Regions from separate parts of the Homo sapiens genome. Here region 2 is linked to region 1. A link is a contact called in ENCODE Hi-C or POLR2A ChIA-PET data. All regions are on one chromosome and are shown on one strand. The core of a region is the stretch at or near the end of the contact, and the rest is flanking DNA. Distances in the headings are between cores, read along the strand shown.

The links. Hi-C counts contacts between places; a loop is a spot of excess contacts on that map. ChIA-PET counts read pairs that join two places held with the same protein, here RNA polymerase II (POLR2A).
Region 2: a loop to region 1 is called in a map of sigmoid colon, with 2.0 times the contacts of the local background. The contact joins the enhancer-like site here to the promoter of MRPL33 in region 1. A Hi-C loop is called at or near these places in 1 of 168 maps with a recorded cell type or tissue (sigmoid colon). POLR2A ChIA-PET finds 5 or more read pairs at or near these places in 2 of 52 experiments (MCF 10A and activated T-cell).

Annotation. Positions count from the first base shown.
Region 1 is chr2:27,770,307-27,773,051 of GRCh38, forward strand. MRPL33 (mitochondrial ribosomal protein L33) reads left to right here and starts at 1,413. Exons shown (of 4, transcript NM_004891.4): 1 at 1,413-1,493; 2 at 2,368-2,386. The coding sequence starts at 1,472. RefSeq lists enhancers at 1,055-1,174, 1,408-2,224, 1,465-1,594.
Region 2 is chr2:28,163,014-28,165,758 of GRCh38, forward strand. The region is part of intron 7 of BABAM2 (BRISC and BRCA1 A complex member 2); the gene reads left to right. The region is part of intron 1 of LOC100505736 (a long non-coding RNA gene); the gene reads right to left. Among named protein-coding and RNA genes, the nearest start is that of BABAM2-AS2, 150 kb to the right of the region's middle. Within about 2 kb of position 1,403, at least 10 of the 41 ENCODE cell types and tissues checked have a DNase peak (open chromatin) inside an H3K27ac peak, as active enhancers do; they include sigmoid colon, where a contact is called at or near this core.

The DNA of each region.
Region 1 (2,745 bases), core at 163-2,662:
ATCATGTTCCTTGGCTTCCAGTCTTGTGTTTTCTTATAAATCCTCTAAAGGAAATATAAGAAACCTTATCCTCTTGAACATCTGAAGCTCTTTTTTGCCAATGCAAGGTAAGGAAGGATTTCGGCACCTGGAAGGTACTCAGTAGCTGGAGTCCGGTTATGGGAAGATAAATATCAAGAATGATTAGAAGGAAAAAAAGTATTATAGGTACTAAGGAGAAGGACGGTCTTAATTTAAAAAATTGAATTGTATTGTATGGAGAGCTGATTTTTTTCCTCCTCATCTTCTTTGTGATGGCACAGAGAGCTGAATTTTCTTTAAAACAGTTTTATTACTTTTTTTTTTTTTTTTTTTTGAGACGGAGTCTCACTTTGTCGCCCAGGCTGGAGTGCAGTGGCGCTATCTCGGCTCACTGCAACCTCCGCCTCCCGGGTTCAGCTAATTTTTGTATTTTTAGTACAGGCGGGATTCCGCGACGTTGGCCAGGCTGGTCTCAAACTCGTGACCTCAAGTGATCTGCCTGCCTCAGCCTCCCAAAGGGCTGGGATTACAGGCGTGAGCCATGCGATTAAATCTTATTTCACATCTGTAAGACTTCATATGTAGATACAAATCACGGATTAGGAAAAAAATCCAAAAGTCCTGATTATTAGTTGCGAAATGAGGTTACTGACGAGGTCCTTGGTGTTAGAGGAGCCCAGGTTCCTTACAGAGCCATGAAAAATTAATGATTGCAAACTGGTAGGTCCCAATGTCTACTGGGAAAGGCATGAGTCTTTGGAGTCAGATAAAATCTAGGTTTAAATTCTTACTCTGCCACCTGGTAGTTCTGTGATATTAGGCACGTGATGTGAATGCTCTCAATCTGTTATTTGGCTTCTATGTCAGGAACTGTGCTAGGTGTTTGGATACAGAAGTTTGAGATGCAAAGGGTCCTGCCCTCCTAGAGATTGGGATAACTAAGGAAAGGTGGGGTTCTTAATGCCGAAGGGACTCAGAAGAGTGAGAGTAAGGCTTAACCAGGCGGAGAGGGAGTTGGGTCGGGGGAGGCAACATTTTAAGAAAATATGCGAGGGGCTGATACGCTGGAGCGGCCGAAGTACAATACACAGTTGTTCTTGTGGGTCTAATGCAGGTGGTTGCGATTATTTCGTGAAACAAATATGGAAAGCACCTAACGCTGAAAGCACTTGACCCAGAAATAGGAGTCAGGGCCGGGGCGCGAACCCTGAGCTGTAAATCCCTTTCCAGAATGATGAGGATTCCAACCTCCAGCACGACAAAAGCAAAACACACTCGCTCTGAGAAACCGAGGAACGAGCCAGACGACTGGAGGCAGGTTCCAGGCGGGGGGCGTGGCCTCGGGCGACTGCCGGATGTCCTCTTCCAGAACCGGGCCGTGCCCCGGAAGCAGTTGTTGTTGGTTGGGGGCCTTTTGGCCGGTGACGGAGACTGCCCAGGTGTGGTCACCATGTTCCTCTCCGCGGTCTTCTGTAAGTGGGGCTGGAGACGCCGGTAGGGGTTACGGCGAGGGTTAGGGGGCCGTGACAGGCAGGGCCCCGGAATGATGCGGGGAAGGATGTGCGAACAGGACGGGAAGCTGCAGCTGCGTACTTTTCCAGGCCTTCAGGACCACAGCGTCCGGCATGCCCCGCGGCGCGCCTCCCTGCGCGGACCTGTGGGTGCCTGAGAAGGGGTCTGCGGTGTCTGGATTCAATTGCCGTCCTCACGGACCGTTGAGTCTGGCTGTGGGGCGTTTTTCTCCAGCCCGTGTTAGGAGAATCTTTGTCCGAAGGACCTCAGAATTTGCAGCCCACCTATTTCGAACTCTAAAAATAAGGAAACCGCTCCCGAGAGGGGCAATGAATTGCCTGAGTAATGCGGCAGGGCAGTTAAAGAAGTCCTCGGGCTCCCGAGTCAGTGCTCTTCTTTACCCTTGGCTGACTTCCCAGTTAGATTTAGTATCTGGTTTTCACCACATGTGATGGTTGTTGTAATTTGCAAAGGTTAAACTTGTCAAACAAGAAGCTTGCTGCAGCGCGAATACTTGCACCTTAGAAGAGGGAAAAAATGGAGCAGGTATTACTTTAGAAAGATTTAAAAGGTAGCCAGTCCAACAGTCATGAAATTATGCAAAATATTAAATCTAGAATTGTGTTGGTCTGATTGGATCTTTTAACCTTCCTTCTATAAAATCCTAAGGGGATCCCTAATAGATAGGGAATAGTTACTTGAGTGACACCTCATGGCATATTTCATAAGTTAAATATTTTTGGTTATTACTGATATTTATATGAACTTTGCATAAGAAAGAGAATACATTTATATTTTTATTTTCTTTTCCAACCCTTCCTGTCTACAAAAAAGTTGCCAAGAGCAAGTCAAAGTAAGTAAAGATTTTTCCTTTTTTAAACGTCACTTGTTTATGTTGGATTTGTTAGTCTAGCTGCTCCCAGTACATCCTTATATGAAATTAAGCATTGGGCCTTGATTTCCTAAGAGTTGGTTTGTGGATTACTTAGTTGATTATTTTTTCTTTATGAACTCTTTCAAAAATATTTTCCCTCCTGCTGAACTGAGCTACTTCTGTGAGCATTGAAATACTTGAAGGAACCTTTGCTGCTTTTCTAGTCCCAGGATTTGTGAGCTCACTGTCTGTTTCTAAACAAACCATTGGGCTGTGCTGTATTTGGACTACCACCATATTTCCATTTCCTCAAATCGAGGACCAGGGGCCATGTGTCT
Region 2 (2,745 bases), core at 153-2,652, 390 kb after region 1:
ATTCTGTAGAAAATCAAAACTAGTACCAAATATTTTTATTTATAAACATTTTTATTGTGGGTGTAGGCATATCTGTGTGTAGACAGATAGAATGAGGTGCCCCCCGAAAAAAGACGGTGGTGTCATCTTTTGTGGCCAGCCTAGTGAAATCCTCACTCTCCTCAGATGCCTCCCAGCCGGCAGCCACCCTGCTTCCCCCATGACCTTCTTCTGAGTGTGAAGCTCTGGGTGCCAGCGCTTCTTCCAGCCAAGTCAGCAGGTGGGCCAGGATCAGCTTGAGAATTAGTTTTCTTAACAGCCCCAACTGGCCACTCTCAGAATAATTCTGTTAAATGTGACCTCTTGTGTTATGTGGAGTAAGTCAGTAGCTGGCTATCAGGGAGACTTTAGAGACCCAGAGAGCTTTATGCCTAAGGGGAGAAAAAGAACATTTTTCTTGTCTTGAGGCAGGTCACAGAAAATGTACACATGGTGCTGGGGACAAAGGTCTAGGAGAAAAGCAAAAGGCAGTCACCCCTGCCAGATATCTAATAGAATGCCAGAGTTAGACATGAATGCCATAAGAATAATGAAAAACTGAGAGCCATGGGCCTTAGGAAGAGAAAATGGAGTAAATCGGATGATAGAGCAAGAGAAGTTGTGAACCCAGCCAGAAAGAAAGGTAAGGGTGAGGCAATCTGTCCCCATCTTAACACAATGTACTCCTAAGGGTGAGACTTGTGTAAGATCGGCTGGGCTGATGGAGCTGGGTCAGAGGCCTCAGAATTGGACTCACGTGGCCCAAGGCTCTAAGGTAATGTGATCTATCGTCATGGAGATGAGAATTGAGGCCATCCACCCCTTGTGGGTGTTTTCCTCAGGGCACTGCCCATTGCACATTGCTAGATCATTTCCATCTGGCTTCATCTCTAGGCCCACTGCTATGCACCTCTTAGAAACTATCAGGTGGTACTGAAAACTGAAGATGAATTTTCTCATGGAGTTCTCTTCTTAGAAACTCCTAGACTCAGTGACTGATTGCAAAAGGCACATCTGGCACAAGAAAACAGACTCCTACAACTTGTTGCACTTAACATCTTGATACCAAGGATCATAGGGATGGAAAGACAGTGCTAATCCCCATAAACGTGTGGTGTCTGGTCACTTCTGTGCATTCCGTGCAGTCAATAAAATACAGTGTTGATGGAACCCAGTGCAGGTGGAGTAGAGCAGTTCCACATGTGCAATTGGTATTTGCTCTTCTTCCCTTCAGTGTGTTTTTTGTTGTGTCAAACACAACCGAATGAGAGTTGCCCCTACACCCCCACGTGGAGTTAGAGGAGTGCGTCCTGGCCTGGAATAGGTCTCTCTTTCTGGGCCACTCTGTGGGCTGTCTGAGCAGTGGAAGCATAAATATAAACCTCGGGCACATAAGGACACACACAGGCCGCAGAGCCTGTCAAGGGCTCTGTCATGTTCCGAGTGAACAGATGTTTATCCCACAACATTTTTTTTTTCCTTCTTGGAGTTTGTCCAATGCATTAAAAAAAAAACTAAACTGTTTACACTAATTATTCCCTTTTGCTGCCTTTGCTTGTTTTGTTTTGCTCTTTTCTTTTTCCCATACATTAAGAGCTATTCGTGTGAGGAAATTCTGCCCAGCTGCTTTCTGGAACAGATACTTCCATAGCTTAAACCAGGAACCCTTTGTTCTTGGATCTGAGTGGAGCTCAGATTGCCTTGTCACATGTATCTTGGCGCTTCTTCCCTGAAGTTTATAGGCTTTTAAAAATCCATTTCCTTTTTACCCCAAAGATAATCAGCTTCCATAACTTTTCTTAAAGTAAATAACTCCAGATCCCTTCATGGTTTCAGATTTTCCCGTATGCTTCAGTCAGGATTTTATTCAGCAATCATTTATTAAGTACATTCTTAAGTTTGGTGAGTACCATACCACTGTACTAGGTATCAAAAGAGAAACCCTTTCCCCTTTTATTGGTTTGTTCATGTTTTCACTTATTTTTTCATTTCCTTCATTCAAGAAATATTTGTTTAGCTCCTACTGTGTCCCAGGTACGGTTCTGGGTGCAGAGGAATCAGTGATAAGCAAAAACAGACATCGTCTTTGCCTTCAAGGAATTGCCAGTGTACTGCGGGAGAAAGACGTAAAGAATTAATTGCAATTCAGGGTGATACATACTATAATAGTAGGGTGTTCAAGTTTCTTTGAGGAATGTGAAGGGTGTAATTGGCTCTGCCTCAGGCATCAAAAATAACTTTACAGATTACTGGACATGTGAGAGGATTCTACAGAGAGAGGACAGCACATACAGAGGTGAGGAGGTATAAAGTATGGTTGGTTCGGGGAGCTTGATATCTGAATGCAAAAACAGCAGATGCAAGAGGTGAAGCTGGAAAACTAAGTTGGGTAGCCAAGTTGTTAAGGTCATTTTGCATGCCAAGTTTAAAAATCTGGAGTATGTCTTAGAGAAAATGGTGGGGGAAGGGGCACTGAAGCTTTTTTTTTTTTTCCTTGCTTTTTTTTTTTTTTTTTTTTTTTGAGACAGAGCCTTGCTCTGTCACCCAGGCTGGAGTGCAGTGGTATGATATTGTGTCACTGCAACCTCCGCTTCCTGGGTTCAAGGGATTCTCCTGCCTCAGCCTCCTGAGTAGCTGGGATTACAGGCATGTGCCACCACACCCAGTTAATTTTTGTATCTTTAGTAGAGATGGGGTTTCACCATGTTGGCCAGGATGGTCTTGAAC